Regions from separate parts of the Mus musculus genome. Here region 1 is linked to region 2. Evidence: chromatin loops called from intact Hi-C (ENCODE). Cell type or tissue: left cerebral cortex. All regions are shown on one strand. Each heading gives the region's core, and the rest is flanking DNA. Links, peaks and the distances in the headings are about the cores only. Region 1 has its middle 15 kb from the start of Aym1. Region 2 holds the start of Wscd2 (WSC domain containing 2).

Evidence for each region. A loop is a pair of places that touch in the nucleus more often than their neighbours do. Peaks named below come from ENCODE experiments on the same cell type or tissue, not always from the same donor. Only the 100,000 strongest peaks of a DNase experiment are listed, where the experiment ranks them.
Region 1: it touches region 2 in a loop (5-fold over the local background); 5 of 42 quality-filtered maps call a loop at or near these places.

What each region holds. Positions count from the first base shown.
Region 1 is chr5:113,366,783-113,378,565 of GRCm38, reverse strand. No RefSeq gene overlaps it. Among named protein-coding and RNA genes, the nearest start is that of Aym1, 15 kb to the right of the region's middle. In left cerebral cortex, for the core only: CTCF peaks have their summits at 2,609 (motif pointing left) and 4,831; DNase peaks (open chromatin) are centred at 2,595 and 4,838; H3K4me3 peaks cover 637 bases; H3K27ac peaks cover 283 bases.
Region 2 is chr5:113,487,322-113,499,104 of GRCm38, reverse strand. Wscd2 (WSC domain containing 2) reads right to left here and starts at 8,658. Exons shown (of 9, transcript NM_177292.3): 1 at 8,165-8,658. In left cerebral cortex, for the core only: no CTCF peak of the experiment used is centred there; DNase peaks (open chromatin) are centred at 5,687, 6,217, 6,311, 8,471 and 1 more place; H3K4me3 peaks cover 4,058 bases; H3K27ac peaks cover 2,910 bases.

The DNA of each region.
Region 1 (11,783 bases), core at 1,686-9,685, 120 kb after region 2:
TTTGGAACTCTAGCTGATCATAAGCCAGTTGGGCGGGCAGCATCCCTATGGTTCCTGACTCATTTCTTTGGCTGTGAAGTGAGTTCCTTTGTCGGAGGCAATGCTGTGTAGAGCAGCAAATTCCTGTCTGGAGTTTCCGCCTTCCTTCTATGATGGAGTGGGACCTGGAATTATGAGCCAAATAACCCATTCTCCCCTAAGTTACTTTCTGTCTGGACATTTGTCACAACAACTGAAAGTAAAGCAGGCTAACCTTAGCAACAGGCACACGCTGTCTCTGCCCACGATGCTCTCTCCAGCATGTGCTGCTGGCTCCCACCAGTATCTTACAGGGTAGGTCGGTGAGTGGATGGGTGGGCAGGTGGATGAGTAAGTGGATGGATGAGTTGGTATTATGTATGGATGTATGCTTGTATGGATGCATGTATGTATGGATGCTTGTATGGATGCATGTATGGATGAGTGTATTGGTGAGTTGGTATTATGATATACACATATATATGTGTGGATGGAAGGATGAATGGATGAGCTGATAGATTTTATATATATACATGTATATATATATATATATATATATACACACACACATATATTTTCATGCATATATGTGTGGATGGATGAGTTGGTATGTATGATATATACATGTATTTATGCATTATGTATGTATGTGTGCATGGATCAGCTGGTATGATATATGCATGGATGGATGCATGTATGTATGTGTGCATGGATGAGTTGGTATGTATGATATATGCATGTGTGGATGCATGTATGGATGTGTGCATGGATAGTTGGTATGTATGATATATGCATGTGTGGATGCATGTATGGATGGGTAAGTGAATGGATAGCTTATGGCTGTAATTCTCAACCTTCCTAACACTGTGACCCTTTAATACAGTCCCTCATGTCATGGTAACCCAACCATACAATTATTTTTCTTGCTACTTCATGACTGTAATTTTGCTAATGCTGTAAATCATAATGTAAATATCTGTGTCTTATGATGATCTCCAGCGACCCCTGTGAAAGGGTCTTCAACACCCGCCCCCAAAGAGGTCATGACTCACACGTTGGAAACTGCTACCTGGAGTTGCCTGTTTAGAGTGAGGTCAGACAAGTCACCTAACTTCTGGGGACCTCAGGTTCCCTACCACTTGTGAAGGTGCTTATTGCAGAACTTGGGGGCAGAGAACCACACAGTGTCCCTGGGTCTCAGAGCTTCTCAAGCAGAGGTGAGCTCTCATCAGCAGTGCCAACACTGGGGTCCCAGCCTGACCCAAGAGAGCCACCTTCTCTTAATACTAGAACGTAGGCTCCCAAAGCACAGCCTCTGATTGGCTCTCTTGCTTCTGTCTAAGAGAGTGCATTCCTTTTGGTCAACGCCTCTGGCTGTGACCCCATAGAAAGTGTCTCCCTTGGGAGTTGCCCATGGCCACTTAGCACCTGTAGCTCTGAGCTCCACCTCTGGTTCCCCCCACAGCACCTCAGGAAGGCTGTGATGGTACAGTCATGGCCTGGGGCTCCTAGCCTCCATCCAAAGCCAGTGCCTACACTGACCCAGGATTGAGATTCCAGGGGTTCCCTCCAGCTGTTGTGAGAAGAGTGCACTGGCTAGGCCTGATGAGATTCCTCTGTCCAGGAGCTCTGAGCTTCCGGCACACAAGAATAGAGCTGGCACACACTGTGATGTATTCTTGTCATTTATTGTTTGTTTGTTTTTTAGTGCTGGGGAGGCAGAGAGGACAATCCCTTGCTTGCCAGCCAGCCAGCCTAGTGAACCCAGCAAGCCTATACCAACGAGAAGCCTTGTCTCAGAGAACAATGTAGAAAGCACCTGCAGTGGCTGACACAGGAATACTAAAGGTCGACCCTCAAGAGTATAACTCACTCTTCATAGCAGCTACCACTCCCTCACAGCCTGGCTCCTTGAATGCTAACTTGACTCAAGCTATAGTCATCTGAGGGAGCAATGCCTCCATAAGATCCAACTGTAGGCAGGTCTGAGAGGCATTGTCTTGATTGATGGTTGATGGGGGGAGGGCCCAGCCCACTGTGGGTGGGGCCATCCCTGGATGGTAATGAGAAGAGCTGAGCAAGCTACGAGGAGCAAGCCAGTGAGCAGCATCCTCTGGCCCCTGCTTCAGTTCCTGCCTCCAGTTTCCTCCCTTGAATTTCTGCCCTGACTTCCCTTGATGGTTGACTGTAAATTGAAAGCTGAAATAAGCCCTCCCCCCCCCCACCCCCACCCCCTGGCAGGCAGAGCTGTAAAGACAGGATTAGAGGAATCTGGGAAAGAGATGGTGGCAATCTGGACTAAACTGGTGGCAAAATGTTTTCATTACATTGTTTGCAGTGGATATTTTGACTACAGCTATGGAAAGGTGGGCAGAGATTTCTGGGCTCACAAACTTCAGTGAGTTCATTGCTGTTTTGCACAATGTGCTGGGACAAAACGCCATGGCTGGAGGGATGTGACCATCATAGTAGACAGGAAAGGACCTGGGATAATGTACACTGCAAGAGCTTCCCTGCCCCCACGTGACTTCTTTCAGTCAGACACTAACTCCTAGTCTCCACAACTTGCTCCCCAAACAGCCCCACCTGCTGGTAACTGGTTGTATTACACACGAGCCTGTAGGGGAACCTTACAGATTCAATCTCTGACTGGAAAGATACAGAGAGATTTGGAAAGAAGAGATCCCTTCACACAGTTGAGTGAGGGGCTAGGGGAAGGGAGAGGCAGTGATGCCTGGAATCATCTTGTGTGAACCAAACTGTGGGTATTCTGTTCTGTTCATCGACAGGGAAACCCTGTGGAAATAAGCGGACCTTCACCCAGTCCACTGCCCAAGCCGTGTCCCCTCCTCCTTGCAAAGAGATCAGAGCTCAAAGATCCAGTTCACTGGTCAACTCTGCAGATCTGGCTCAAGAAGGCCAGTGCAGCTCCGGTTGTGTTTGCTTGGCCGTTGGTTGGACAGTTAGTATCTATCCACAAAGCTCCTTGCAAGGCAGAAGATGCACCAACAATAATTAAAAAGACGAGCTGGCCCGCTGGGCCCTTCAGTCCTGGGTGAACACCTATTGGGAAAGGGCACACCTGTAGTCCCAGATACTTAGGGACTGAAGAAGAAGGGTCATGAGTTTAAAAGAGGGAAAGGAAAGGGAGTGGGACTAGGCTCTGTCTCCACATCTGGGAAATGGGGATCCTTGGTCCCCCTCAGAGCTGTCATGTTACAGGAGGCACCACAGGGCAAGCTCCGCTCTGTGAAGGACAGCAGTGGTACTGGGGCAAATCCATTCTTGTGGAGAATGACCCTGGAACGCCCGGGAGTCACTTGGGCCTTTCCTCTCTAAATCTTTTTGTTGTGGTTTTGTTTTGTTTTGTTCTGTTTTTTTCAAGACAGGGTTTCTCTGTCTTGTGTAGCCCTGGCTGTCCTGGAACTCACTCTCTAGACCAGACTGGCCTCAAACTCAGAATTCTGCCTGCCTCTGACTCCCAAGTGCTGGGATGAAAGGCGTGTGCCACCAGTGCCTGGCCTTCCTCTTTAAATCTTAATCTTCAATTGCAGTTTCTATTTCCTTCTCCACTAGTGTCTGGCCTCCTTTTTACCCAATAAAGCCAAACACAGACTGGCATGTTGCTTTTTAAAAAGAAAAAAAGGAGGAAGGAAGGAAGAAAGGAACAAAGTTATAAGGCAGAGAAAAAATCCTTCAAGCATTCATTGAAAATTGTGAGCCTGTTTTGGAAGTAAGAAACCAACCATCGGTTTGCTCCTCCTGGCCTTCATCCTGAGTCGCAAGCCTTCCACCGTGATTCAAAACCCCCCCTCCCCCACCCCGGGAATGGCTGAAACATTGTTTTTCTCAGGGGAAATGAATCTTGGTCTGAAACTGAAGCTGACAGCATTCAGGACGCTCTCTGAGCCTGCTCTGGACACTTGCTGTTCTGCTGTGTGCAGAATCAGACCTTCATGCTGGGACATCTGAATCTATTCACAGGAACTCAACAGGATGTGCGGTTAATATTCTGACTATGATTAACCCCCCCCCAAAAGCTCTGGCCCCAGTTCCTTCCCTGCTCCCCTCCGAGGGCCCAGCTCTGCTGAAATGCATGTGGATTCGATCAGAGGGCCAGATTTATAGAGGCTGCCGAAGCCTGGCGTGCCAGCAGTCATAAGTTATATTCCTATTACGGCGTGGGCAATAAAAACTCAGATATGTATTCTGCTATATTTCGAGGAACCTTTGCAAAGCATCTGGGCTGCCCGTGAGATCTTATCCAGAAAGATGTCTCCTTGGTGGCCTGGAGCAGCCAAGGCCACTTTTGAACCTCAGTGCTGGGGTAGGTAAGATCAGTCAGGGTCCCCCTGAGATAGAATCCTGGTCCTGTTCCCTGGGGATAACAGGCTGTGTGTGACCTAGGCAAGACCCCTAGTTGCTTGTGCACACTGGAAATAGTATCCTCAGATGGTCTCGTTTACTTTTTAAGTAAGTAACTTTCTGACTCCAGTTTCTACCCAGTGCATTGTGCCCCTCTAGGAACCTTCTCTGTACTATAGTCCCACTGACCTGCAGTCAACACTGGGCTGAGGGTATCACATAGGAAGTATCAACAATAACTTATACACATTGTTGTACACAATTTGAGTAGGATGAGCAAAGCCTCTTGACATCCTACTGGAGCCAGAACCATTCCTTTGGAGGCTGGAAAAACTGGTTAAAAGCCCTGGCTGCTCTCCCAGAAGACCCAGGTTCAAAGCCCAGCACTGAGGTGGGCTTTCAGCCCTCTGTAGCTCCCGTTCCAAGGGATGCAGCACCCTCTTTCGGCCTTCCGAGGTACTGCATGCACAAGGAGGCAAGACACGGGTACCCATAAAGTAAAAATAAAGAAATCTTAAAACAAAAGAAGATAGCGGAGTCCAGACTGTCCGTGGTCGCTCGCAATAGCAACGGAGGCAGGTTCTACTCACTACACGGTCACGGTATGGCTGTTTGTCAAAGACCTGCTCGATTTACGTGCACCTCACTAGGTGCAGGGAGAGCCATCTCGATGGCGGAGGGGCCACGGTAACTTCCTTTTCTCGCAGCATAGTATGTTAACTGGCGGTTCTTATCGCTGTTGTGGATAGCGCCCAGGATGTGAACAGGGCGTCACCACACATACAGAGAGATGGCAGGCAGTCTCCTCATCTTCAGCCATCCTCTGGTGGTCTTGGAGCACCTCTCCTGTGGATGTGGGGGAGGGGGGTACTACGTAGCTGACATTATTTCTTCGCACTCCTGACGAGTGACAACCACCCTTAAGTGACTCCGCGCGGTGGCTGGGAACCGCTGGTGTGTGTGGAAGTAAATTAAAGCAACCCCGAGGACTGGGAACCTGAGCCCGGTCTAGCAAAGAGGGGGGCAGAGTCAACCCCACCCCCACCTCCGGCTGCTTCAGTGAGCATGGTAGCAGCTAGAGACTGGCAGAGGCCTTTGTCGGCTGCTCCCCTGATGGCAGGCTATCCCTGCTCCCTGGAAGATAAAAGGCCCTTCAGGCTGCAAGCCGTGCAGAAAGGCAAGCACCTGAAGCATCCAGCGTGGTTGGTGTGTGGCTGGTGATTGGGTGTGTGTGGGGGGGGGCGGGGGTCTCTTTGTATAGTTTCTGAAATTCTCGTGCCGTGTGTGAAGAGGAAGAGCTCTAGGTCTTCAGCAAATGCTGGGGCGCTGATCACTATGCAAGGGACCCCAGCAGGACTGCTGCCCCAGACACTGTGCGTAACCCTCAGGGGTTCTGTGGGTGCCGTGACGTGATAGGTGTGACAAGCCCTGCCTAGAGAGATATGAACATCATTAACTTCCTGAGTTCCCAGTGACAAAGCACAGCCCAGTCCAAGTTCACCCCAGGGAGCCAGTTTCTTAGGTTACTTACAGATCTTGAGTCCAGGGTCATAGAAAGGACTCTGGGTGACCCTAAAGCATCAGGAGGTCTGTGTCCCACACAGCACCCCATCCCTACCCCAACCCACATACACACGCCAGCTGCATGAAGATCATTCCTGTTAGTTTTCCTACCTGTGTACTATAGCACCTCTCTGAGACCCTGAGGACAATTAGGGACAAACTGCACTGGAATGATCTGGAGGAGTGGCTGGACATTCAGTCTAAGGTCCCATGACCCGCCCCAGTCCTCCTTCTTTGAGGAAATGTCAACAGCCCACAGGCCCAACTGCGATACTCTGACAAAGATGGCGGCTGCTCAGAGGACTAGACGGACCAGACAAAGCAGTCCCATCACAAGCTCAGAACTTCTTCTTGTGCGAGTGGCTCAACAGTCCTGAGCCTCGGTTTTCCCATCCGGAGAGTGGGTGAGTGCTCCCATTTCATAGAAGTTCTGAGTGAATTTTCCATGTTCTGTGATGTCCCCCAGCGCCCACTGCCCACCATTGCTTTGGCTGACTATACTGTTTGAAAGTCTTTTAGGTCAGCGGCCCGAATCTTGAGTTGCAATGACCGCCAGCCAATGAAGATTTGCCAGGAGCCTCCTGGCTGCTTCCTACGGGGGCTTGTTAGGATGAGTCTTCCGTTCACGGGGCTCACGGGGAAGGAAGGCTTTGCTTGTGAGCAAGTTCTGTGGGTGCTGGGAAGGGGAGGCCATGATAAGAAACTGGATAAGATTCTCTCTTCCTTTCCTTTCTTTTTTTTTTCCTTTTCCTTTTTCTTTTTCTTTTCTTTCTTTCTTTTTTTTTTTTTTTTGTTTGTTTGTTTTTTTGTTTTTGTTTTTTGAGACAGGGTTTCTCTGTGTAGCCCTGGCTCTCCTGGAACTTACTCTGTAGACCAGGCTGGCCTCGAACTCAGAAATCTGCCTGCCTCTGCCTCCCAAGTGCTGGGATTGGGATTAAAGGCATGGGCCACCACTGCCTGGCTTTTTTCTTTCTTTTCTTTTTTCCTCTCTAAGAAATAGATGCTAAGGATGAGAGACTGCCGGGAGCTCACAGCAGCTGCTAGGACCTGAATGGATCGGGCTGGGTGGGATTCTAGCTGAAGCAGATGATCTCCAAGCCCCATCCATGCAGAGAAACCATGTGGAGCAGATAGCCGTGTGGGGGAGCGTTGCTCTTTACTGAGGGTGTGGTCACTGATAGGCTTCCAGTGCTCCCGTGGATGCCCTGAGCCCATGGTAGGTTAAGGAGCTGGGCAGGGTCTGTGCTGGTAGGGCCACAAGGGGAGGCGGAGGGCGGAACGGAGGTAGTCGGTGCATTCATATGTCATTGTCCGTGGGTAGGAAATTCTCAAGAGTGAAGAAAATTTTAACACAGAGCATGGGGCTAAGGAAGCATGGCAGGGGCTGTACATGAGGAACACTAAGCCAACAAAAAAAAAAGTGTGGCAAGCTACTGGGGTCAGATAAAGCGAAGTCCCATGATGCCCTGGCCCCATGGTGGCCACTTGTATCTTCTTTCTTCCACCCTTGGACCTTCTGTTCTGTTCCCCACACAGCAGGAGCTCGGTTTCTCCTGTTCATTGCTCCCTTCTGCCATGAGCACAAAGCCCCAGCTCTTTGTCTTGTCCTAAAGTGCCCTGCTGACCCCTGCTGACCCCTGCTGACCCCTGCTCTTCTGGCTTCAGGGTGCCCAAGGTGGAGAGGCTGAGGTTTCCTCCTCAGCTGTATTCTCTGCCTCTCCATCTGGGCCACCATCTTTCCCACCCCAGGGCCTTGGCGGGTGCTCCTCTGTGTGCCTGGGAGGGTCTTCCTTGAGCCCTGTCCTGTCCCCATCTCCCAGTGACATCTCAGCTCTGTCCAGCTTCCTCACTTGGGCACTCCTTGGGGACACACACACCCTCACTCTCTTACATACTGCATTTGTCCTGGTAGGTTCTCAATACATCGAATGAATGAATGAATGAATGAATGAATGAAAATATGAAGCTAAAGCATACTGACTGATTCTGAGCGTGCTAGGCACGGGGTCCTCACCTGTGCCTGAGGCTCTGGGGAGTGACACCTCCCACCCCTCTCCCCATGTTGCTTCCTCAGAGAAGCACACACTCCTGTCCATTTTCTCCCACGGGGGCTCTACCACCTGATGTTCCCAAAACCTCCCCGAACAGCACAGCTGGCTGGGAGCCCAGCTTCTGAACACTCTGAACTGCCAGGGGGAACATTTTACATCCAAACCACAGCACCATTCTGATGGCTGTCTGTGCTCGAGCAAAAAAAACAAAAACAAAAACAAAAACAACAAAAAAAAAACCCTCCCCATCTCTGACTTGATTTTCCCATCAGAAAAATGGGACCAATACTCACACCCGAGCAGACAGTACAAGATCTGGAATGCCGGCAGTCCTGCAGCTCACTGTGTGGCCCAGGCTGGCCTCAGACTCTTGCCTCTGTCTTCCCAGTGTTGAAATCACAGTCAAGAGTCAACACAGCTGGGCGGTGGTGGCGCACGACTTTAATCCCAGCACTTGGGAGGCAGAGGCAGGCAGATTTCTGAGTTTGAGGCCAGCCTGGTCTACAAAGTGAGTTCCAGGATAGCCAGGGCTATACAGAGAAACCCTGTCTCAAAAAACAAAAACAAAACAACAGCCAAGTCAACACATCTGGAAGTTCTGGGGTTTTTTAAAGTCCCGCTCTCTTCTGGGTATTTACTTGGACCATGGGAACTGGGATCTGCAGAGCTGTCTAAATATGGCTTCCTCTCTCCATCTGGGCTACGGTCTCCATTATCTGCCCATTTTACAGATAAGAGGCCCAAGCATCAAGGAATTCAGGCTAAGCCCCAAGTGTAGAAAACTGCACTGTCATGTCCAAAGGCCACTCAACCTGACTGGAAACCTGTTCCCTTCCCACCGCACCTGTCAAACAAGACGGACTCACACAGAGCTCCAAAGCTGAGAGCAGACAGGCCCTGTCAGGGGGAGCTCCTGCTGCCTCTGGCCACAGCCCATGGGATGGAGGCCATCCACCTCGCTCTGCTCTAATTGCAAGGCCCCTCCGCAGGCAGGCTTGGTAAACGCTCCGCTCCTGAGCTGACGGCTTTGGGGGCCCTCCTGTCACCCTGTTTTACAGCCCTCTCGTTGAAGAGCAAAATCTGTATTGATTTTAGAACAACTCAAGCTGTAAATTACTGGCCATGATCGGCTTGGTAACCCTGAGATGAGAATCTATTGACTGGACCGGGGGCTTAAATCTAATTATCGTCCCAGGAAAGCCATTGGCAGAGCCGGCTCAAGGCCTGCTCGGAAGGGAACGCTTAAACAGCCAAGAGCTACATGGGGGGAAAAAAATCTAGCACGATCCCAGGGGCTCTGTCGAGCCTAAGAAATTCTGTTGGCCACCAATCAGCCTTGGGTGACTTCTGTAATTACCAACGGTGATATTGTGGGGCCCGGTCAAGTCTCATAGCTTGTTGCTCAGCTAACAGAGGTAGCCTTGATGCATTTCTATCTGTTCCTCAAGAAGGAAAGGAAATAGCCTTGTGAGAGGCTTTGACCAAGGTCACACAGCTACCCCGGAATATAGACCTTAAACCCGCCCTTCACTGCTGTTTAAATGCAAGCATGGGGCTGGATGGACCAGTGGTTAGGAGTGCTTACCTGAGTACAGTACACCACCTCTGTGTGGTGGCTCACAGTCACCTGGACACGAGGTGGCGTGAGAGCTGCTTTAACAAGAATGGCACCTACAGGCTCATATATTTGAATGCTCAGTAGCCTGGAGTGGAATTGTTTGAAGGGATTAGAAGGTTTCGGAGGTGTGGGCTTGTTGGAGGGAGGGTGTCACTGGGGTTGGGCTTTGAGGTTTCACAAAGTGTATGCTCATGCCAGGGTGTCTCTTTTCTGACTCCAGGTCAGGATGTAGCTAGCTCCCAGCCACTGATCCATTGCCTGCCTGTGTGCCACCATGCTCCCTGCTGTGACAATAGCAAACTAAGCTTGTGAAGTTGTAACACACACACACACTCTGCTGGGAACCGTGTGTGTGATTAGCAACGCCCCAAACACTGAGAATGATAGTGTTCTCACATCTTGCCGAAGGCAGGGATCTGTGAAGAGGAAAAGATAAGATTCAAACAGAGCCAAGGATTAAGCTCTTGGGAAATCTAGATAATGAAGAGATGAATCTTATTCGCACGGGTGCTCGGTACCACAGAGTTCTGACTGGCTTGACACGAAATGAGGGTGCCAGGAAACTCAACAGATTTGTACCCATGATGGGGCAATGAGTGAGTTTTTACTTCCACCCATACTTGGGACTTCGGTTCACTCAACAAACATGCACACACACTGACACACACACACAAACACACACAAAGTGGAAGAGCAGTTATCAGATAGCTCCCACGTAGGAGTCTTCACAAAGGTGTCTGTGAGCAGACACCATGACCAAGGCAAGTCTCATAAGGACAACATTTAGTTGGAGCTGGCTTACAGGTTCAGAGGTTCAGTCCATTATCATCAAGGCTGAAGCATGGCAGCATCCAGGCAGGCATGGTGCAGGAGGAGCTGAGAGTTCTACATCTTCATCTGAAGGCTGCTAGCAGAATACTGGCTTCCAGCCAGCTAGGATGAAAGTCTTAAAGCCCATACCTACAGTGACACACCTACTCCACAGGGCCACACCCACTCCAACAAGGCCACACCCACTCCAACAAGGTCACACCTACTCCAAAAAGACCACACCCACTACAACAATGCCACTCCTCCTAAGAGTGCCACTTTCTGGGTCAAGGATATACAACCCATCACAAATGACTTCTCTGTCCATGGTGATGGTGGAAGGTGAGTGTCCCTGTAGAAAAGGGGAGACCTCAGGTGAGGTCCCAGCTATGCACTCCCCACTGTCTCCAGCTACATGTGGTCCTGGGGTGTGACAGAGTCTAGGATGCAGACATTGACTGAAGGATGGGACTCTGCTCATATGTCTGCAAGATTGTCACTCAAGTTAGGGTCACTGGATGGCTGGTGTCTGATCTGGGCATGCGCAAAGTTAACGTGTGTTACAATTACAGGGGCATGACTAGATTTCAGTTTTTTCCTTTCTCTAAGTCGTGCTTAAGAAAGAGCACGCGACCTGCGTGGCGAGGGGAAAGTTGTCTCGGTGTTTGCAGTCTTTTGTGAAGGAGTTACAAGGGGAGTAGCCTGCGGATGAATCCCAACACGAGTTACCACCAGTTAACAAAAAAGAATCTAGAGTTTGGGATGCTGTTTCTCGGGCTCCTTAAACCACTGCCTTCTCTAATTCTCAAAACTCACTTTCAACCTGAACATTATTTCGGGTCTTGTGTATTTCCCAGAGTAGTTGACTGAGCTGTGGTACTTCTGAGGCCCACACGCCCTCCCCCAACCACAGGATGCTCCCGGGTGGTCCCAAACATACAATGTGTGTGCACTGTGAGTGACTCAGAGATTATTTTGAGGAAAAATGACTTGTTACAAGCCAGGTTGGCTGTGGACTTCTGACTCCCCTCCTTCACACTCTCCAGTGTTGGGTCAGCAGGACTGTGTCACTGTACCTGGCTAAATGCTGTGTTGCTGACAACAAAATTCCCACCAACGTGGCTACCTAGACGTGTGCTAGCAGAGTCAGCGATGGTCACGCGAACATGGCTGGAGTGTGGGCGTCTGAGGACTACTGTCAGCCTTCCCGGGTCCAGTGGTCTCAGGAGTGATGGCCTAGAGGAAAATTCTACCTCACGTGCTTCAGAAGCCTCTGTGTTCTCCGGGCTTTGTCTGTTGTGTGCCCAGCATGTAAAGGCAGCTCAGTAAACAGCCACATCTCTAGGCAGCAGGATAAT
Region 2 (11,783 bases), core at 2,550-10,549:
TGTGACTGTGAGTGTGTGCAAATGTGTGAGGTGAGAGTGTGCATATGCGTGTGAGATTATATGATTTGTGTGAGAATGTGCATGTGAGTATGAGTGTGTGTATGTGAGTAAGTGCAAGTATGTGTGAGTGTGACTGTGTGAGTGTGTGTATGTGAGTATGTGTGTGGGGGTGACTGTGTGTGTGTGACTGTGACTGTGTGTGTTTTATTACTGTTACTTTTAACTTGTCCCTCAAGGCAAGCATTAAAAAAAAACAGAGCCCAGGTTGCTGTTTTGCAAAAAGCCACACCAGACAGGCCACTGAGGCTGCTTTAGTCAAGTGGAGGTCACTGGAGGCAGTTGGAGAACCCAGTGACCCTGCCTGCCTTGTGCAGCAGCTCCCTGAGCTGAGGTTTTGTGCTGCGAAGCCACGAGGCCAGAGCCTGGGGTGCTCAGCCTGGCCCAGCCCTGCCTCTGTTACAGCTCTTTTCTGTCTTTGGGGCCCTTGTATATTTTGCATCCACCCATGTTTCTACAGTCTTCAGCTTTGGTGACAGCTATAGGAAACCAAGTCAGGTCAGGCCATTTCTATATCACTAAACTGCACATACACACACACATGCACATACACATACACCAACATATGCACACACACCAACACATACCATATACACACACACATACACCAACCAACACATGAACATGCACACACACATGCACATAGCAGAAGGGAAATATGCTTCTTTTTCTTTTCTTCCTCCTTCTCCTCCTTCTGTTTGGTTTTTCTTTTTATTTATTTTTATTAGATATTTTCTTTATATACATTTCAAATGCTATCCCGAAAGTTCCCTATACCCTCCCCCCACCCTGCTCCCCTACCCACCCACTCCCACTTCTTGGCCCTGGCATTCCCCTGTACTGGGGCATATCAAGTTTGCAATACCAAGGGGCCTTTCTTCCCAGTGATAGCCGACTAGGTCATCTTCTTCGAGTCAGGGTTTCTCTGTGTAGCCCTGGCTGTCCTGGAACTCACTCTGTAGACCAGGCTGGCCTCCAACTCAGAAATCTGCCTGCCTCTGCCTCCCAAGTGCTGGGATTAAAAGCATGCACTACCATTGGCCATCAAGATACACTTCTTAAGGGTTCCTTCAACACTCACCCCCTGCACCTTGAGCTTTTTCTATTAATGGGGGATTCACAGTAAAGGAAAGTGACTGAGACATAGGCTTTGGGGTCACACATATCTGGGCTCAAGCCTCAGATCTGCCTTCTACTGGCTGTGTGACCCGGAGCAAGGGAGCCAAGTTCTCTGAGCCTCACTGTCCTACTTATATAAGGAAGATGGAGATCCAGTGTGAATGGAAACGAAGTTTTGATCTTGGCACCAGGCACCATCAACCCCTTCTTCAGAGGCAATGGTGACCACGGTTTCTGGGTATGTCTCCATCCTGATTTACAAGCATCAGCCAGGATATTGTGCAAGGCTCCCAGAAGAGGGGGCTTCAGAGCTATTCCCAGTAGAAAGAGAGCTGGGGACCTTCAAAGTCAGGCTGCAGAGGCTCTTCATGGGTACCCGTCCTTCTCTTCCATTCCACAGATGGGAGAACTGAGGCTCATACAGAGGAAGGGAGTCTGTGCAGAATTGCTGCGTCTGCTCAGATAAAGCTGGATGGAGCTTCCTGCCTTTACTCCCCCTTCAGGAACTCCCCTAGGAATTCACCCTCACAGGACCACGTGGGGCAGAGAAGAGTCAGTGCAGGATGTAGTAGCGTCCTGCAGCCAAGCTCCTAAGTCTAATGGACAATTAGACCTGGAAGCTTCTGGCAGGGGTACTCTGCTGCCTGTGATTCTTGATGCATCGTGGAGTCAGGCAAGGCTAGAAGGGACACAGATAGCCTCTCAAACACCTGCATCATAGCCACTGCCCTCCCCGCACTGTCCACATGGCCCTGAGAAGCCCCATCCCATTTCTTTTCTCCATCTAACAAAGGAGTGACTCATAGTCTCAGGGGTGGCCAGCCTTTGCTGGCCTCTGGTTACCTCACCAGTTTAGCACAGAAACCTCACATGCCACCTAATCCATAGTGATCCAGCCAAGTTCATTAATGCTGGCTTCATCTCCTCTCCCCAGCCACAGTCTGGGGACCTGGAGGAGTTCGGGGATCAGTGATTATATTTTCAGCAGGGTTCAAACAGTAAATACAATGGGCTGTGAAGCTCATATGCTCTCTGCCCCCAACTACCAGCCCTGCCAGGCATGGCTCAGAGCTCCCACAGAGGGCATGCAAATGAGTGGACATAGCTGTGTGCCAATAAAACTTTATTTACAAAACAAAACAAAGCAAAGCAAATCATAAACCTGATTTACCAGCTCCCTGTTCTTTTAGGTCTTGTTGGGCAGAGTCTGGTACCTTCTCTGGGGCTGGGCTGTAGAGACTTTCATGAGGCAAAGGAGTTTTTCCAGCTTTAGCATGAAAGTCTTGATCCAGGAAGACTGGTTTCAGAGCAGGCAACAGGGTTAGCCTGTCTGGGGTCCTGGACCCCTGATTCCTCCCAGGACAGCTTTGTGCTGTGCCATTTGGCTGTCTGCTTTATAAAGGGGAGGGGAGGGCTGCCATTTATTGTGGCATGAATTGTGCCAGGTACTCGCAGAGGGCTTAGTGAACATTTTCTTCATTACAACAGCCCTGTGTTGTAGGACCAGAGTTCTTCCCAGGAGGGGTGAAGACTGTACAGTCCTGCCTCAGGTCCCTCCAGAGCCTCCAGAGCTGGGAATCTCACCCCTGTAACTTCTGTGACCATCACAGAACAGGTCAGAGAAACCCGAGCAAGCAATGGGATCAACAAATACTGACAGCAGATGGAGGGATGGATATGTGAGTGAATGATTGATGGGTGGGTGGATGGACAGATGGATGAATGGATGGATGGGTAGGTGGGTGGGTGGATGGATAGATGGATTGGTAGGTGGATAGATGGATGAATAGACAGACAGACAGATGGATAGATGAACACCTGTCTGTGGATGGACAGAGAGGTGAAAAGACAGACAGATGGACAGATGGGTGCAGGGATGGTGAATAAATGGATAGACAAATATCTATAGATAATAGATAGAGAGATGGGTGGATAGATGGATGGATGAATGGACAGACAAACAACTGCTTCTACAGATGGATAGATGGATGGAAAGATGGGTTGGTGGGTGGGTGGGTGGGAGATGGGCTGATGGATGGATGGGAAACTTCCCCCACATTTACACAAACACAGGCTTGTTCTGTGCCATGACTCATTCCCACCACCATATCCGTCAGGTGAGCTAATGGGAAAAGGTCTCACGGCTCTGACATCCATTATGTCAAACTTGCCTTCCGGCACTGGGGAGGCAATATGACATCATATTTAAAATGTACTCTCTGACATCAGGTGGCCTCTGTGAATCCCCAGGATGGCTTTTTTTCTGATCCTGTGACCCAGATAATTAACACATGTTTCTGAACCCCACAAGAGATCACAACAGAAATCGTCTTTGTGAGTGATGGTTGCCATGTATGTGAGGTTCATGGTGTGATCTCAGTAAATGCTCTCTAAGTGTCATCGAGTTGGGCTGAGCAGAGAGCAGGTGGGGCTGGGGTGGCCACAGTGAGCAGCATTCTGTGTGGCTCTACATAGAACACAAAGGTCAGACAGGGGCAGGAGTCAAAGCTACTTAGTGGCCACCAGGACCACAACAATGATGCATATCAAACAAGCCCTCATGGCTTGTCCAGCTCACCTGTTTCTGACCAGGCTGAACTCTGATCCTCCCGGAGGCTAGCACCAGGCTTGGGAGGCAGCAGTGGCCTCATGGGAACCCTGTCAGTCAGGTTCACACACACACACACACACACACACACACACACACACTCTCTCTCTCTCTCTCTCTCTCTCTCTCTCTCTCTCTCACATACATTTGCACACACTCACAGTCACATACATACTCACACACATGCACACACATATGCACACACTCTCACATTCATACATTCTCACACACTCACAATAACATACACATGCACACACATATGCACACACTCTCACATTCACACATTCTCACACACTCACACTCCCAATTAACATACACATACACTCACATACATGCACACACACAATCACACACTCTCACACTCACACACACAATATACATACACACTCACACTCTCACACTCACATTACACTCACACACTTACAGTCAGAAGCACACTCTCACACTCACAATACATTCACACACTCATAGTCACACACACTCGTACACAATACACGATCGCACACTCTCACACTCACATTCACACACACACACACTCAACCACATACACACACTCACACTTACAACAACATATACACTTACACACACACACACACGCCTGTGCACACATGCGCTCGGGTCTCTATAAGGCCTAAGCAAGGCCACATGCACTGTTACTCTTCTACCTTCTCTAATGGGCAGTGACAGTCACAGGGCTGAGCGCAACCAGGGGGCCCAGAGTGTGAAGACTGCCTGTCTCTTGAGTAAAAGCAAAATGAGGTCTCGGAGCCAAGGCTACCAACATGGGAGGAGGGGCAGAAACACACATATCCCATATCCCCACAGCAGCCAAGTCCTTCACACTGTCCCCACACTAGGAGGACCCTAAGCAGGCATCCTTCCTGTCCTCAGGACCAAAGACCCAACTCCCGCATTACCCCGATTCCCACCTTCCAAACATCTGGACCTGCTCCGGGGAGCCATTAATCTCTGGCAATTTCTTTCCCTCACTTGATTTGTTTATTTAAGGAAAACAAGTTGCTCCTAATTAGAGGCGCTGCGGAGATGCTCAGCTCATCGGAGCTGCCTGCTTTCAGACATTCTGCCTAAATGCATACCTGTGCTCCCAGCATCTGTGGGTGTGCACAGCCTCTGGCAAGACAGACGTGGGTATATGGGTGATGAAGGAAGCTGGAAATGTGCTCTGGAGTGCCTGAGACACACGCACCATCCCAGCAAGGTTAGAGCTGATGCAGGTAAGGGATGTGCAGCTTAGGGATGGAGGGCGCCTTCACAGGGCACCCAGCGTGAAGCACACAGTAGAGGTACCACAGCTCAGGTGGGCCTGTGCTTGGAAGCACTGGTCACAGTCATCCTGTTCCACACAAGTTTGCACCTCTACAGACACACACACACTGCTAATGCAGAAGTCACATGGCCACACACAGGTACACACTGCAACAACATACAAGACGTTATAAGCTGATAGCCCTGGTACATACATCCAACAGCTGACTCACCCACAGGAGGTATGTGTGAAAGTTAGACATGCCAGGGAACACAGACACACTCAAATGAACACCAAAGATGCCCACACTAGAAAACACACATGCACACTTGTGATACAACTAAGCATGCAATGTTCTGCACACACACACTCACATGTATGTCTGGGAACACACAGTATGCACGGCAAGACAGAGGCATATACCCATAGAAACATACATAGGTACAGAGACAGGACACTCACAAGCATCAGAAATCATGTGCAGACACTGGAATGCAGAAATGTGCACATGCCCAGAGAGGGATGAGCCCGTGTGTCAGGCTGTGTCTCTAAACATGTGTAGACAGACATGGAATGTACTAAAAGCCACACAGACACGAGTGTCCCCAATTGCACAGCACAAACTCACCTCACATCCCTGTGTGCACAGCCACTCACACACATGCATGTTCACAGATGGTTGTTCTCTAAGAGGCTCACACACAGCCTGCACATTCATAAATCCACAGGCACACACTTGTTAGATGTCAAGTCCACCCTGGCTATTCTGACACGTGCATACATATGTGGTTGGTACATTCATGACTGCACATGCACACGGCTGCAGAGACTACACATGGCTTTAGTTGCAATGCCCCCCTGCACCCTAGTCCACTAGGAAAGCAAACTGTTCTTTTTTTTTTTTTTTTTTTTAACTGTTCTGAAATTCAACCCCGCAGACTCTACCAGCTCATGGTGGCTTCATCCTCCATCCCTAAGCTGCACATCAGGGCACAGTGGCTGGGATAAACTCCGCACCCCACCCGTCTGCTTGGCAAGAATGCAGGGCAAGCTTCACACCAGTCAGAAAGAAACTGTTCACTGCCCTCTCCCTGCAGTCTCTGATTATGCCCCGCCTCTACCACAGACCCAGAAAACACTTTTCTCCACAGCATTGGTTGTTCTTGCCGCCTGGAACAGCAGCCAGGCAGGCCCAGCCCTGAGGCAAACTGGATGCCTGACCCGGAACAGACAGAATGTCCCTGCTCTGGGTCCCTAGACAGCTGCAAAGTTGAAGCCATGGAGACAGCTTACCTCCATCTCCCGTTGTCATGACGATGCGGCAGCTGGGTGCATCCAGCCCTCCCAGACTGCCCTGGGCTCCCCACTGGGAGCAGCTGGTCCAGCAGCAGTTTTAAAGGGAAGCTGGGAGGGGCAGGGATTGCAGGTATCCTATGGATTGGAGAGACCTAAGACCCTGGCCCCAGATGAGGATCCTAGGGTTCAGGGAAAGCCTCCCTTAGGAAACAGTTCCCAGGATCCATGCATAAGATCTCCACATGGCCATCCCCATTGCTCCTGTACTCTGCCAGATTGTGATGGGTGCTTCTAGCATTATCTCAGTGAGTGCTCCCACATTATCTCATGAGTGCTCCCACATCATCTCATGAGTGCTCCCACATCATCTCATGAATGCTCCCATATCATCTCAGTGAGTGCTCACAGCACCATTCCACAGTAGGAACTACGAACTCTTACTTTACAGTGGGGGAGTGGCCAGGGGCCACTTAGATCTACTTTGAGACCTGAGTTCCTAAACACTAATGTGCAACACACACACACACACACACACACACACACACCCTAAGATTTTAAAAATCCCATCTGTCACATTGCTCAGGGCCACACAGTGGCCTGAATGGGGATCTCCGAGGATATGTGCCATCTCTTCACTCTTAGAAAAGTGGCCACTGTAGTCCAGAGAGGGTTAGTGGTTAGACATAGGATACGCAGCAAGTCAAAGGCAAGTGTGAAGCCAATTCTTGAATCAGAGCTGTGTTTTCCCCAAGATATCCACCACAGACCTTTGATACCCTGGAGGAGTGCATGGGTTTGGGCAGCCTGGGAAAGTGGCTTCTGGCCTCAGATCAGAGTCCTAAGCCAAGGCAGGAAGTCTTTATATCTCACCTAACAGCTCAAGAACTCAAGAACCCCCAGCACGACTGCTCCCCAAAGGCAGAGACACCCAGCTCCATCCAGTAGAAGGCTGACCCATGGCCAAGGGATCACTTCCAAACACCGCTCTTGGCCAAGGCAGAAGAGAGCATCCACTATGTCTCTACCGGACTTCAAGCCTACCAAAGACCAACCAGTATGCCCCCTGACTCCCAGCCCTCCCGGCAGGAATGGAGGACAGTGATGTCTTCCATGTGGACACAGGACTGGCCTTTTGGAAGTGTGCTTTCACTAGGGAGAAAGGGATTATAGCCAGCAGTGCTCTAGGTTGGGACAGCCTCAGGGACTCAGAGTGGGCAGCCACGGGCTGGGCAAGAGGTCACCAGGAGCCCTGGTCCCCTCAGGCCCCTTCCCTGCGGCTTGCTCCTCTCATTGAGGGGTGCAGGCAGCTCTCTCTGATTTTTTAAAGCTTTCTTTCTCCCCCTAAAGGGGCAGCCCCTCTGGAATCTCAAGGAGTGGGCTGTGCCTGTGGGGGCCTGGAAAGGAGTTGAGGGTCTCCTGGAAGGGCACTTGGGCCTGCTGGCATTTGAACGGGGGGGGGCGGGAGAGGGGCAAGTGGCTTTCTCCTACCATATGCCCCCCCCAAGGACCCACAGAAGCCAGTCTGCAAAGTGGGCTTCGCAGAGCCCACGCTGCGGGGCCCTGGCTACCGCTTGGTTCCCCAGTGCAGGCACCACCCCAAGGCCAGCTCACAGGCACCGCTCACCCCTTCTCCCCAGGCTGGAAGCTGGCCCGGCAGCGGAGTGCGAGAGTGTGATCCAAGGCCCCCCGCTGCTCCGGCAGCCCCAGGGATGTCCCCACACGCGTCCGCGGCCAGAGGAAAGTTTGTCATCTCCCCGGAGCCGACTGTCACCTCTCTGCAGCTTTGGGCTCACTGGGGACCCGTGGCTGCTGCTTACCTGGGGGAAGCGCCGAGCTCTCTGTGCCTGGTAGGGCGCAGCGAGGAGCAGGAAGCCGGGAGCCTGGAGCCTGGAGCGCAGAGAGTGGTGCGCGGAGCCAGGGCTGGGACTGAGCGAGGCTGAGGCCGGGGGTATGAGGCTGGGGCTGCGCGGGCGCCCGTACTCCCGGCCCTGCTGGAGCAGTCTGCAGCCCGAGCTCCAGAGCTCCCGCGCCCGCCGCCTCCCCGCAGCCCGGCCCGACCGCCCGCGCTTAACTCCTTGCGTCCCGGCCTCCCGCCGCGCCCGCCGCAGGCCTGGGATCCGGGCTGTGCAGTGTGCTGAGCCCCGCTCCTGGGCTGCGGCGAAATGCACCGAGACGGGGTGAAGGGCCGGCGCCTGGCTTGAGCGTGGTGCGGGCTGGCTGCCGCTGCTTGGAGACTTGGCCAGGAGCCCGCCCGGCAGGCAGCTCAAAGAAATCCAACAAAGGACAGTTTTGTTGATGGGTGTTCAGCGTGTTGTTTTAACAGGCTCTGAGTTTTGCCTGTGTGGCTTCTGGGCTGTCACACTCCCTCTCTGAGCTTGCTGGAATTCCGGCTGTGTGTCTCCGGCTCCTGGATGACTTCCACTGAGGGTCCCTGAAGGGGATCAGAAGCATCAGACAAGAGTGGAACACAGGGGCTTCTGGTTTGCAGATCTAGCTTGGCTCCGGTTAGGTCCAAGGGCGACTGGAAAAATCTAGGCGTAAATATTTTTATTTTATTTTATTTATTTACTCCCCCCCAACACCCCCCCCCACCCCCCAGACAGGGTTTCTCTATGTAGGTCTGGCTGTCCTGGAACTCTACATCATTAGAGCACACTGGCTTCGAACTCATAAAGGTCCACCTGCCTCTGCCTCTCAAGTGCTGAGCTTAAAGGTGTGAGACACTACGTCTGGCTTAGGTGTAAATATTGTGTGTGTGTGTATGTATGTGTGTGTGTGGTGTGCATGGACACCTGTGCCCACATGTATGAACTCGTGTGTCACCGTGCCTTGCGTGAAGTCAGAGAACCACCTCAGGTGTCAGTCTTTATTCTCTACCTTGCTTGAGATGGTGGCTCCTCCATCTGTGTTTGCAGATGATCGTTCGAGGGTCCTGGACTCTCTCCCCTCCCCTTCGCATGTCTTAGGGCCACTGGAGTTACAGGGTGAGCTCTTGTTTATGTGGCTACCAGGGATTTGAACTCAGGCCCTCAAGCTTACAGAACAAGTGTTGTATCTGCTGAGCCACCTCCCCAGTCCGAGATCTTGGTTTTCGTGTTTTTTTTGAATGCCGACTGTTGAGCTAAATGGAATGGGGTTCAAGTGTCCTCTCCCCTTAACTGTTTTCTGTCGGTATGGCTCTGACCAAGCTGCCTTGGTTTCCCTACATGAACAGGAGCAGCTCAGACCTTCTAGGCTGGCCATATGAGGGTTGTGGGCTGCCACACAGTATCCATATCTACCTCAGAGAAAATGGGCTTCGGGCTTGGTCGGGGGAGTGAGTTTGAGCCTAGCAGGGAGCTGTGTATAAAGATGCGGACTTAAGTTTGTACCCTGAGTATGAAATCTCTCAGTCTTCCCCAACTCATCTATTGGTATTGCCTGGAATACAAATCTCCTGCCCATTTTGCATTGGTTGTTTGATAATTCTTACCTTCCAGTTGCTTCAACAAAACAGCCAGCAAAAACAGCTGAGGAAGAGGTTTCCTTTGGCTTCCATGTCCTTCAGGGAGGGGAAGCCACAGTTGGGGAGCAGAGGCGAATGAGGTGCTCCGCTTGAGGACTCTAGCCCATGGGACGACACCAACCACGTTCAGGATCTGTTTCCCTTCTCTGTGTGCTGGCTGGTTTTCTGTCAACTTGACACAAGCCAGAGTCATCAGAGAAGGAGGAGCCTCAGTTGAGAAAACGCCTACATAAGACCCGGCTTTGGGCGAACCTGTAGACCATTTTCTTAATTAGTGATTCATGCAGGAGGGCCCCACCCATTGTGGGTGGGGCCATCCCTGGGCTGGTGGTCCTGGGTTCTATAAGAAAGCAGGCTGAGCAAGCCAGTAAGCAGCACCTCTCCATGGCCTCTGCATCAGCTCCTGCCTCCAGGTTCCTGCCCTGCTTGAGTTCCTGCCCTGACTTCCTCCAGTGCTTGGGATGTGGAAGGATAAGTCAAATGAGCCCTTTCCTCCCCAACTTGCTTTTGGTCATAGTGTTTGATCACAGCCATTATACCCACTAAGACACTCAGTTAAAAGTCTCTCCCAGTTCCCTCACAGACAGCCAGGGTGACAGCCTAGGTGACTCTTTATCTAGCTACGCAGACAATGAAGATGAGCCATGGCAGAGTCCCGACTCCAGAGCTAGCTGAGCACTGTGGACTGAGTTGCTTAACCTCTCTGGTCCCAGCTGCTCCATCAGCAAATAGCAAAAGCAAGGCAGGGGAACTGCTTAAGGCTGACGGGTCTCCTCAATTATTCTTGTTTTCCTTCTGCATGTGTCTCTTAGCAGCCAGGAGTCCCACATTACTGGTCTTCGCAAAAGACAACTGGCTGTGCAAACTGAACAGGGGCTGTGGGGTTCGCAGACCACAGACCCATCAATGTGGGAAGGAAGGAACAGAGCCTGTTTTTTTGAACCTCACCGCTGAGGGCTGGCTGTGCTGTTGTCCCGTCCCATTCCCACTGTGACCTGGGCGTGGGGCCTCAGACCAAAGTCAGCTGCTAGAGTGAAGAGACCCAAGCAACTCCTCGCCTTTGAAAGGGCTCAGAAAAATCAAATGGTGATGCCAGAGAGTTTCTCAGTGGAAGATCAGACAACACCTCCAGGCTACGTCCACAGACCGAGACACAGCCCATGCGTCTCTGTCATTTGAGGCACGGCTTCTAAAAATAGAATTTGCTCTAATTTTGGGAGTAGCTAAGGCCGAAGGAAAGAATGTGCAAGACTGGAGAGGGACATGTCCAGCAGTGAGTTAACTCCCTTTGATGGTACTGTTCTTGTGGAGGGAGGGGACTGGCCTTCAGACTATCCTGGTGACCAAGGACTGTGGGGTTAGATACACCCAGGCTGAAGTTCTAGCCCTGGCCCTGCCACCTGACAGCTGGGCAGCCTTGGGGAAATTAACCTCTCTGGACTTTCATGTTCTAAAAATAGTGGTAATGGCTCCCAGCATATGAGGGTTGCAGGGAGATTGAGCGGCATTTGTGAGCAGCTTGCCACGATGCAGACTGTGCATGCATTAGGCCCACGAGCTGTGACCTGAGATCGGAGCCATGTTGGTGGCAGTTGACGGCCCAGGCAGGTGAGAGAACTGCCATCCCAGCGGCTGAGGCAGGAGGAGCCAGGGTTGAAGGCTAGCCTGGGCAACATACTAAGTTCCAACAGGGAAGTTCATTCTAGAAGCTGAGGGGACACAACAGTTAGGGGTGTTTACAGAGCTGGAGTTTACAAGTGTTCTAGGGATTAGAACTTGGGTCTCTGGGGTTTCATGTTTTATCCACTGAGCCATCTCCTATACCCTATTTAATTTTTTGTTGTTGGGTTTTTGTTTGTTTGGTTGGTTTTGTTTCAAGTTCTCACTTTTAGCTCAGGCTAACCCTGAACTTGTGATCCTCCTGCCTCAGT